Regions from separate parts of the Homo sapiens genome. Here region 1 is linked to region 2. Evidence: chromatin contacts called from ENCODE Hi-C or POLR2A ChIA-PET data. All regions are on one chromosome and are shown on one strand. Each heading gives the region's core, a stretch centred on a gene start or an enhancer-like site at or near the end of the contact. The rest is flanking DNA. Distances are from core to core; before and after follow the strand shown.

What was found. A loop is a pair of places that touch in the nucleus more often than their neighbours do. ChIA-PET counts read pairs that join two places held with the same protein, here RNA polymerase II (POLR2A). Pooled maps may share reads with other maps.
Region 1: a loop to region 2 is called in a pooled map, with 37 times the contacts of the local background. The contact joins the promoter of NAPA here to the promoter of TOMM40 in region 2. A Hi-C loop is called at or near these places in 4 of 50 pooled maps. POLR2A ChIA-PET finds 5 or more read pairs at or near these places in 2 of 52 experiments (B cell and GM10248).

Annotation. Positions count from the first base shown.
Region 1 is chr19:47,513,222-47,518,415 of GRCh38, reverse strand. NAPA (NSF attachment protein alpha) reads left to right here and starts at 3,353. Exons shown (of 11, transcript NM_003827.4): 1 at 3,353-3,573. The coding sequence starts at 3,476. RefSeq lists silencers at 1-204, 3,065-3,404 and an enhancer at 2,705-2,974.
Region 2 is chr19:44,888,613-44,894,025 of GRCh38, reverse strand. TOMM40 (translocase of outer mitochondrial membrane 40) reads right to left here and starts at 2,772. Exons shown (of 9, transcript NM_001128917.2): 1 at 2,337-2,772; 2 at 1,566-1,633; 3 at 1,097-1,189; 4 at 145-246; 5 at 1-65. The coding sequence starts at 2,610. NECTIN2 (nectin cell adhesion molecule 2) reads right to left here. Exons shown (of 9, transcript NM_001042724.2): 9 at 4,803-5,413. RefSeq lists a silencer at 2,436-3,075 and enhancers at 3,386-3,545, 3,715-4,216.

The DNA.
Region 1 (5,194 bases), core at 2,104-4,603, 2.6 Mb before region 2:
TTTTACATAGTGTTGCTTTGACAGACATGGAACCAAAACCGCTTGTGGTAATCCAGGCTCACCCCCACCTGCTCTGTGGTCAGGACACAGTGGCAACCACAAGTAGGTGGTCCAGGCAAGTCTATTCATGTATGAAGAGAGTTGGGGGAAGGCTTCTTATGCCTTGCTCGGCTCAGCCAACCCCCTAGATAATAGCGGTTTCTCAAACTGTGGTCCCGGGATTATCTGCATCCTAATTTTACTTTTTTTTTTTTTTGAGATGAGACAGGGTCTCACTCTGTTGTCCCGGTTGGAGTGCAGTGGCACAGTCATAGCTCACTGCAGCCTCAAACTCCTGGGGTCAAACAATCCTCCCACCTCAGCCTCCCAAGGAGTAATTAAAATTTTTTTAATTTTGTGGAGATAGGATCTTGCTTTTTGCCTAGGTTGGTCCTTAACTCCTAGGCTCAAGCGGTCCTCCCGCCTTGGTCTCCCAGAGTGTTGGGATTACAGGCATGAACCACCAGGTCTGGCTGCATCCTAATTATATAGGGTTCTGTTTTTTAAAAATGCAGATTCCTGTGACCCACCACAGACTCAGAATTGGAACCATTGTGGGTACGGCCTTGGAAACTGTTTTATTTAAAGAAGATTTTTAGGATAGTTTTAGATTTGTAGAAAAACTGCAATGACAGCAAAAAAAAATTCCCACATACCCCAGTTTCCCCTATGATTAACATCTTATATTAGAATGGTACATTTATTACCACGTATGAACCAGTATGGCACAATATTATTAACTAAACTTCATAGTTTATTTAGATTTCCTTAGTGTTTTTGTTTGTTTTGAGATGGAGTCTCACTCTGTCACCCAGGCTGTAGCACAGTGGCACAATCTCGGCTCACCACAACCTCCACCTCCTGGGTTCAAGCAATTCTGCTTCAGCTTCCTGAGTAGCTGGGACTATAGGCGCCCTCCACCAGGCCCAGCTAATGTTTGTATTTTTAGTAGAGACAGTGTTTCTCCATGTTAGCCAGGCTGGTCTGGAACTCCTGACCTCAGGTGATCCACCCGCCTCAGCCTCTCAAAGTGGTGGGATTACAGGTATGAGCCACCGCACCCGGCCAATTTCCTTGGTTTTTTAACTCAATGCCCTTCTGTTCCAGGATCCCACCGAAGGTAAGACATTACATTTAGCAGTCACGTCTCCTTGGCTGTGATGGTTTCTCAGGCTTTCCTTGTTTTGATGACTTGACAGTGTTATTTGTTTGAGACGGAGTCTCCCTCTTGTCCCCCAGGCTGGAGTGCAGTGAGGCAATCTCCGCTCACTGCAACCTCCACCTCCAGGGTACAAGTGATCCTCCTGCCTCAGCCTCCCAAGTAGCTGTGATTACAGGCATGCACCACCTCACCGGGCTAAGTTTTTTGTATTTTCAGTAGCGACGGGGTTTCCCCATGTTGGACAGGCTGGTCTCAAACTCCTGGCCTCAAGTGATCCTCCTGCCTTGGCCTCCCAAAGTACCAGGACTACAGATGTGACACACTGCACCCACCAACAGTGTTGAGGAGTACTGGGCAAGTATTTTGGAGGATGTGGCTCAACTGGAATTTGTCTAGTGTTTTTTTCATGATTAGATTGAAAGATCCCAGAAGTAAAGAGCCATTTTAATCACATGACTTATCAATGTTGAGGTTAACCTCAATCACCTAGATGTCAATGTCAGGTTTCTCCACTGTAAATTTAGGCTTTTTCTCCCCTTTCTTGTACCCTCTTCTTTGAAAGGAAGTCACTATGCACAGTCCATACTTACAGAATGGGGAGGTATCCTTCACCTTCTTGAGAGCAGAGTATCTACGCAGATTATTTGGAATTCTTCTGCACAAACTATTTGTCTATTCTCCCCCCTTTATTTATTTGTTCTATATTCATCTATATGACCATAGGCTCATGGATACTTTATGTTTGGGATTATAATCCAATACTACTTTATTTTGATGCTCAAATTGTTCCAGCTTTGGCCATTGGGAGTTCTTTCAGTTGGCTCCTTTGGCATACCCCCTAATTTTGTGTGTGAGCACACGTGTGGAATACTTCCTTCCTTTCTGGCACTACAAAGTTATACTGAGGTGAGCTATGATTGTGCTGCTGCACTCCAGCCTGGGCGACAGACCGAGACCCTGTCTCCAAAACCAACAACCCAAAGAGTGAGACCCTGTCTCAGAAACCAGCAACTCAATTTTCTGGGACAGCAGGAGGTGTGTTTGAGCCTAAACTTTTTTTTTTAGAGACAGAGTCTTGCTATGTTGCCCAAGGCGGGACTTGAACTAGACTCAAACTCCTGGGCCCAAGCGATCCTCTCGCCTCCCGAGTAGCTGGGATTATAGGCACGAGACACCGCGCCCATCTTCGAATCTGAATTTTTTTTTAACACGCTCTCTTCAGCTATTTTTTTTTTTTTTCTGAGACTAAGTCTCACTCTGTCGCCCAGGCTGGAGTGCAGTGGCACGATCTCGGCCCGTTGCAACCTCCACCTCCCCGGTTCAAGCGATTCTCCTCTCTCAGCCTCCTCAGTAGCTGGGATTACAGGAGTGTGCCACCACACCCGGTTAATATTTGTATTTTAGTAGAGCGGGGTTTCGCCATGTTGGCCGGGCTGGTCTCAAACTCATGACCTCAAGTGATCCGCCCGCCTCGGCCTCCCAAAGTGCTGGGATTACAGGCGTAAGCCACCGTGCCCGGCCCTCTTCAGCTATTTTTTATGAAACCAGAGTTAGAGAACCTCTTAAGTTTTTGTTTGCAGTCTCTCTTCACCGGTCTCCCCAAAGCAGTTCTAGTACTGGCCGACAGAGGGAGCAAGAAAAAGCAGAACGGTTTCCTTTTCCCACAAACGCCTTTCCAAGTGAAGAAACCGGCGAGACCAGCCGCGGGGGCGGGACTAAGTTCTGCGCAGAACTGTCAAACCCGGGCGTGGGCCCCGAGCTGTCACGTGAGTGTCTGCGGTCAGCTGACTGTGCCAGAGTTCCGCGGGGAGGGCGAGTGGGGGACCCCCCGCCCCAGCGCGAGCCGAGGGCTCCTGCTGATTGGTGGAGGAGGATCCAGCAGCAACACCGTGGGGCGGGGCCTCGGCGGGGGGTACTGCCATTGCCTTCCACAGGGTCACGTGGGAGGTGAGGTACAGAGCGCTGGGGAGAGAGTGGAGCGCCGTTCGCCGGTATGTGCGCATGCGTTGAGGTCTCTTGACGCCGATTGGGGGGTCACGAGTCACGGGCGGCGTGCGGCGGCTGGTGGGGGCGTGTCCGGCGGAGCGGGCGCGGCGTTACGAGGCCGCTGGTTGGCCAGCGCTAGTCACGTGGTTCCTGGCCGCAAGCGACGCGCGCCGGTGCGACGTCAACGCAGCCGGGCGAGTTTTACCGATCTGTGTTCCGCGGCCCGGCCGCGGCTGAGTCTTCCCAGGGTCAGGGTCAGGCGCTTTGCTGAGTCCCTTTGTGGCCGCCATGGACAATTCCGGGAAGGAAGCGGAGGCGATGGCGCTGTTGGCCGAGGCGGAGCGCAAAGTGAAGAACTCGCAGTCCTTCTTCTCTGGCCTCTTTGGGTGAGAACCGGGCTGAGGGGTCGGCCGGGACCTAGGCTGAGAGGACGAAGGAGTCACGCTCGGAGGTGGCGGGTTAGGGCACGCAGAGCTCGGGCCGAGGGGACGGAGAGGAACCTGCAATAAGGTGACATGGCCTGAGGCGGCAGAGGGGACGCAGGCTGAGGGCCAAGAGCCTGGGCCGGGGCAACACGGTTTGAGGAGAGACGGTCTGACATGGCGGAAGGGATTTGGGCTGAGGACACACGGACCGAGGCGACACTATCTTGAGGCGAGGAAGGGGACCCAGGCCGAAGACAGGCCAGCGGGCGGGGGAGAACCTGGACCGAGGGAGTACGTCCTGAAGCCTTGGAGGGGACCGGCCTGGGGGGACGGAGGGAGTCCGGGAGAGAAGCCAGGTCCAGAGGCTTTTCGGAGCTCTAGGGGAGTCTGTTTGAAGGCTCTCAGGCGGCAGTGATGGGGCCTGGGGCTGAGGACGCCTGCCCGAGGGACTGACCTTTTCAACCCCTGGAGCAGTGGATTTGCGTGGGCCCTGGGCGGTGAGGGTGAAGGCTGAAGGGGGCTGACACCAGGCAGAGGGGCTCAGGGCTAGATGATCCTAGGAGCGGTGAGCCGCGTCTGAAGTGTGGGGGGTGCATGGGGTGAGTACGGCCCTGGTTAGCAGTGACTAGTTTAAGGACAGCTGAACGGAGGAACCCGGGATGATGGAGTCAAGACTGTGGAGGTCTCAGCACTTTGGGAGGCCGAGGTGGGCAGATTATCTGAGGCGGGGAGTTCGAGACCAGCCTGGACAACATGGTGAAACCCCGTCTCTACTAAAAATACAAAAGTTATCTGGGCCTGGTGGCGGGTACCTGTAATCCCAGCTACTCGGGAGGCTGGGGCAGGAGAATCACTTGAACCCGGAGGTAGAGGTTGCAGTGAGCCGAGATCGAGCCACTGCACTACAGCCTGGGGGACAGAGCGAGACTCTGTCTCAAAAAAAAAAAAAAAAAAAAAGAAAGAAAGAAAGAAAAAAGCCTGAGGAGGCCTGGGTTGAGGCTGGAGACTCCTGGGTGGGGGAATGCGTGGTGGTGGCTTGGCCAAGGAGATGGAGGGATAACAGGGAGAGACAGGGGGACTGAGAGAACCAAAACGGGGGATCAAATTCCTGCTGTGTGATCCTCGAGTAATAGGGATGACAGAGACATGCTGAGAAGAGGGATGGGAAAAGGCCTGGGAGACAGAACTAACACATATGACGTGGCATAAAACTCACGTTAGCTCCTAAAAGCTGACACGACCATCCTGTGATAAATTGTAGTGGCTTAGAAGTGCCAAGAGCCCAAGTAGCTCTGCCACTTACTTCATGACTTTGGGTAAATTGTTTAGTCTCCCTGCTAAAGGAGATCACAAATCAAACCTACCTCCCATTTGCTATGAGTGTTAGAATTGAGCCTGGCGTGGAGTTACATCTCTGAGAGTGTTAGCTGTTGTTAATGTGACTTCCAGAAGGAAACAGGTTCGGAGCGTGCAGAGAGCTGATGGGGGTTCAAGGTGGACGCCCGAGCGGAGAGGTCTGGGAGGGGTCAGGAGAGGGAGAGACTGAGAAACATGAGTGTGCTAAGAGGAGCTGAAAGGGAAC
Region 2 (5,413 bases), core at 1,523-4,022:
GCTGTGAAGTCAGAGCCCCGATACTCCCCGTCCACCTGCCAGTTCACAAACTTCGACTGCTGGGTCTGTGGAGAGGAGGGGGTGTGAGGGCGGCTCCCTGCTCACGGTGGCCGAGGGGAGCAGCAGCCTCCGTGCCCCACTCACCTGGATGGCCATCTTGGACCTGAGACCGGGGCCCAGCTGGTGAATGACCTGAGCGTTGAGACTGCCACTGTTGTCCATGTCACCCACCAGTACAGGGAACGCCTGTGAGGCAGAGAGAACGGAAGGGGTCAGAGGTGGTGCACTGTGCAAGTATGTGAGATGGGCCGGGGTGAGAAGCCTAGGGTCAGAAAGCCTCGGATGGGGGTCCCCTCCTCCACGAAGTGCTCTCTGACCACCTAAGCTGAGTTAGGCTCCCCGACCTTTGGGTTCCCCCATGTCAGCCTTGCCCATCCTGGCTTGTTACTCTCTGGGAACAGTCTGTCCCCTGCCCCACGGGTGAGTCCCATGCTGTTTCAGTCATGTGTGCCAGCACAGGGCTGGGCACAGAATGTGTTGTGCAATGAAGGTTTGCAGAATAAACACATTTGCTGAAGGGAAATGACAGAAGCAGAGACCTCATTCAGTCCCCCCAACCCTGTCTGGGCCTCCAGTTTTGCCCTTCCTAATAACTAGCCCCCACATGGCCACCCCAGAGATGCCCCAGAGATTTCTACAGCGGGAACCTGTGGACCACGTCTTTCCCTTGACCAAACCATGCCATGACTCTCCACAACCCCCTAGAGAAAGTCCAAAGCCTAGTCTGGCATTCAAAGTTCTGCATGATCTACAGTCCAGCCCTTTCCACCCTGGGTCATCGCTGTCTGGTGACAGGGTGGCTGTGGCCACATCCCCAGCACTGCTCAGCATGGGGCCAGGCAGAGAGCAGGGGTTTGGCGGATGTTTGCTGGATGAAGGAATTATTTGTGTCCCAGTGCACCTCGGAGAGATGCAATCCCCATCTCCAGGCTCTCGGTAGCTGTGACCTTTTCCTGATGAGGCCGTCTTAGCTTGACATTTGGCTACAAATTTGTTATTAGAAGGATACAATGAATGGATGAAAAAGGAAGCTCACCTCTGTGGGACTCAGCTGCTTTGTCCCCACATATGTGACCCCGAAGTGGTAGTTGGACTCCCCGATTGTGCTGAGGGCTACTGTGTGGTTGACCTGGAAGGAAAGCGAGAGCTGTGACGATACTGGACAGATAGGCTTGCCCACTGAAGAGGGCAAGGACAAGGTCTCTGGGCTGGGCAGGGGATGAAGACTGGGAGGCACGGCCTGACTAAGAGACTCAGAGAAAGGAGGTGCTGCCGGTAGGCCCACAGACCTGTTCCTTCACTCCAGCCTAGCTGCTATGGGGAGACAGTACCTCTGGATTCTAGGTCCCCAAACTGAGTAGTCAGTCTGGCACTATATCTCCGAGTCTTTTCAAGTATCAGGGAGCCCAGCTCTTGAGGGAGGAGTAATTGGGCCGAGTGTGCAGATGCAGGGAGGGGGACGGCGGGGACGATCTCTGGTGGGTAAGGACACCAGGAAGGCTCACCTGAAAATGGTTACTCAACCCTTTGTTGACTGTGAGCTTGACACCCTCCATCTGAATGGGAAACAGCTCTGGAGAAGAGAAACGCTGTCACACTCCACTCCAACCCCACACCAACTCTCATCTCTTCCTTCCCTACCACCCCCAGCTCTCTCCAGAGACCCACAGCAGAACATCTCACAAAGGATTCCACCTGTAAAGAGGCAGTACAGCCTAGTTAGACAGGGCCAGGGCCTTTGCTTGCTCAAATCTCACTGCCACCAAGCTGAGCAACTTTAGGTCAAACTCATCATCTGAAAGATGGGACCCTCACCACACAGAATTGTCCCAAGGATCTAATGAGTTAACGTATAATGAACACCAGAACAGAACTCCATAAATCTCCACCACTACTACTACTCTAATTGCTCCAGGCTGGGATCCGGAGGCTTTGGGTCCCATACCCAAGGAACCTCGCTGACACCTTGCTGACACCGTGACCTTGGGCCTCAGTTGCCTTCCCGATCACAAGAGAAGTCTGGCTTGGCTGATCCCGGGGCTCCTCAGGTCCCTAAAGGCTTTTCTCTACTGCTATGACATTCCATCCCGTTTCCAGCATTTGATTCCATCATTCTAAGCCCCAAGTCCAACGTTCCACCATTCGATCCCAACATCACCTCCTAGTGCTGTTAAATAATTCCAATGGTGCGCGCCAAATCCCAGAGTCCCCAGTGTCCTCCCCCTTCCCCCGAGATCCAGGCCATCGCAGCCCAGCGGGGGCCCCTCGCCCCTCACCCTTGCACTTCCGGTGGCACTCCTCGAATGTGCCCGGGTTGGGCAGGCAGCCGCAGGCCCCATCCTCGGCGGCCCCTGAGGCGCTGGCGGTTGCAGCCCCGGGGGTCCGTTCCGAACTTCGACTCGTACTGGTGCCGGCGCCCAGGCTGCCTCCCAGCGGCGGCAGCGTGAAGCCCGGCGGCGAGGGCGGAGGTGGCGGCAGCCCCACGAGGGCCGGCGCAGGCGGCGGTGGCGGCCCTGCGGGCGGCGAGCTGGCAGCCAACACGTTCCCCATGGTCGCCTGCTAGGGGAGAGGTCAGAGGGCAGAGGTCAGGGCCCGCGCGCCCCCGACTCAGCCCCAGCAAATCCGCACCCGGCTCCGGCCCCGGTTCTCACTGGCGGCGGCGCCTGCTCCCGGCCTGGGCTCCGCTCCCACCCCGTGCGCCACGCGCAACCGAACCCGCTGCCGCCGCCGCCACCACCGTCGCCCCGCCCCACCTAGCCCATTGGTTTAGTGTGCCCTGAGGCCCGCCCACCAGCGTCAAGACTCGGTCTTCCCATTGGACTTGTGCATAAAGTCCCGCCCACTTTCCCTGAAATGTCCTTTTGTATTGGTTCTCACTCGCAGGGTAGCCACGGCGCCCCTCCCACCCTTCCCATTGGCTCGCAGCGCCTGCGCCTATTGGCTCGCGTCGCCGCGGGTTCCGGTGCTAACCCGCCATTGGTCTGTGCTGAGCATTTTGCCACGCCCGCTGAGGCATCGCCCCGCCTCTCTCCTGGAGGAGGCCCTCTTTTGATTCCGCCCCGCGGCGAGGTTGCTGTGATAATTGGTCGGCTTTGACCCTTGCAGCATTTTGATTGGCTCCAGCGTGTACGGGGTCGACCTTGGTGGCGTATCAGCTTGGTACTCTCATTGGCTAACGTTCCAGGGTCGAAGGACAGGTAAAGGTGGGTTGCGCGGCAGAGGCGGCTAGGCAGCAAGGTCAGGCCTCGCGTCCCACCAGGCACCGCGGCAGCCGGGCCCCCACCCCACCTCTGGTTCGGAGTAGCCGACCTAAAACCGGAAGTGCTGGCCCTTCCCAGAGTGCCTCGGGAGAATTCTAATCTGTTCTGCGAACCCTGCGCTGCTCCTCGTTACCCACAATGCCCTCATCACCTCTTAGCGAAACAGTTGCCTTAGACCCACCCCTTTCGTTACCCATCATGCCTCTTGTTCCTCGCGTCACTGCGGCTTCTATCTTTGGCCCATTCATTCCTCTCCCATTACCCATCATGCCTCTGCCCCATTCATTTGAGCTTCATTGCCCAGACTACTTTTAGCTCCAGCCTGCCTGCTCACTTTCGTCGTTCTTCCGGCCCTTCTCTAATTAGCCATCATGTTTTGGATCCATGAACTCCTGTCCGTTACCTCCCTTGCCCCCGGTCCCTATTTTTCCATTATTCATCACTCTGCCTCTGGCCCATTCATTCAGGTTTATTATCCGTCATGCCTTGGGCTCCTATTACAACATTATTCATGATTTTGCCTTTAGTCTACTTTTACTTGCCGTTTATTCATTAAACTTGAGCCTCTTATACTTTCGTTACTGCTTTTTTAATTTTTATTTTTTTAAAGACAAGGTTGGACTCTGTCACTCAGGCTGGAGTGCAGTGGCGCCATCATAGCTTACTGCAGCCTTGAACTTCTGGCCTCAATCGATCCTCCTACCTCAGCCTCCAGAGTAGCTGAACTACAGGTGCGTGCCACCACGCCCGGCTAACTTTCGTAGAGGCGGGGTCTCACTGTGTTTCCCAGGCTGGTCTCTTAACTCCTGGACTCAGTCGAGCTTCCCGCCTCAGTTTCCCGAAGTGCTGGAATTACAGGAATGAGCCACTGCATCTGGCCAATTGCTATTTTTATCTTTGTCCCATTCATCATACTGCTGTTGCAATTATGAATGTTCATTAAACAGCATGCCCTGGACCCCTCCCCATTCCATTACTCAACATTCTGTTTTTAGGGCTGGGCGCAGTGGCTCACGCCTGTAATCCCAGCACTTTGGGAGGCCGAGACGGGTGGATCACGAGGTCAGGAGATCGAGACCATCTTGGCTAACGCGGTGAAACCCCGTCTCTACTAAAAATACAAAAAATAAGCCGGGCGTGGTGGTGGGCGCCTGTAGTCCCAGCTACTCGGGAGGCTGAGGCAGAGGAATGGCGTTAACTCAGAAGGTGGAGCTTGCAGTGAGCCGAGATCATGCCACTGCACTCCAGCCTGGGCGACAGAGCGAGACTCCGCCTCAAAAAAAAAAAAAATTTTGTTTTTGATTGATACATTTTTGCTCATTACTCTCTCAATTCTTATTTTGTATCTTTGGTCCCTTTGTTTTTGTCTTTAACTCTCTTGACCCCAGTTCACTGATTCTCTCAAGCCCTTAGACTCCTTCCTCATTCCCCTTCATGTCTCACCCCATCCCCTTCACATCCCACAGAAAAGGCAAGACCTGGTCAAAGTATAAATTCATATTTTGTAGGAAATGTAGTTTACAAAACAGTATCAATTGCTACCCCCAATTCAGATGACCCACTTTCCCCGGAAGGGGGATGTTTAGGTCCTATTCCACTGGGCAAGGGTAAAATGATTCAGTAGTCTTCCAGGTTAACAGTAAATTCTTCTCCCAAGGCTGGGGCCATCAAGGCACAGTCTGTATGAGGCTCACCCTGTCTGACCCTAGGCTGGGGCTGCTTGCTTGGTAGGCAGGAATTGGGGTGGGGGTGGGGGCTCAGGGAAGGGTCTGGACCCTGAGACTTCTGCTTACAGGAGGGTGCTGGGAAAACCCTGCCTTGGGCTGGGGAATCCCCTCTTTCCCACCTTTGGGGAACAGGGTGGGGAGGGGGTAAGTGGGACCCTGCTGCCTGGAGGGCTCAGGTCTGAGCAGCAGGGAGCCCTCAGCGCCCACTCCAGCAGACCTATTGGGAATTTACTACCTGAAGACAAATTATAGGTCTAGGGTCTTCTTTGTGATTTTGGGGGAGTCGAGGCATTGGGGGGTGAGAGGTATGGTCTAAGGTCACAGTCTGGGAGAGGAGTCCTTGGGATCAGAGGTTGTGCAGAAGCA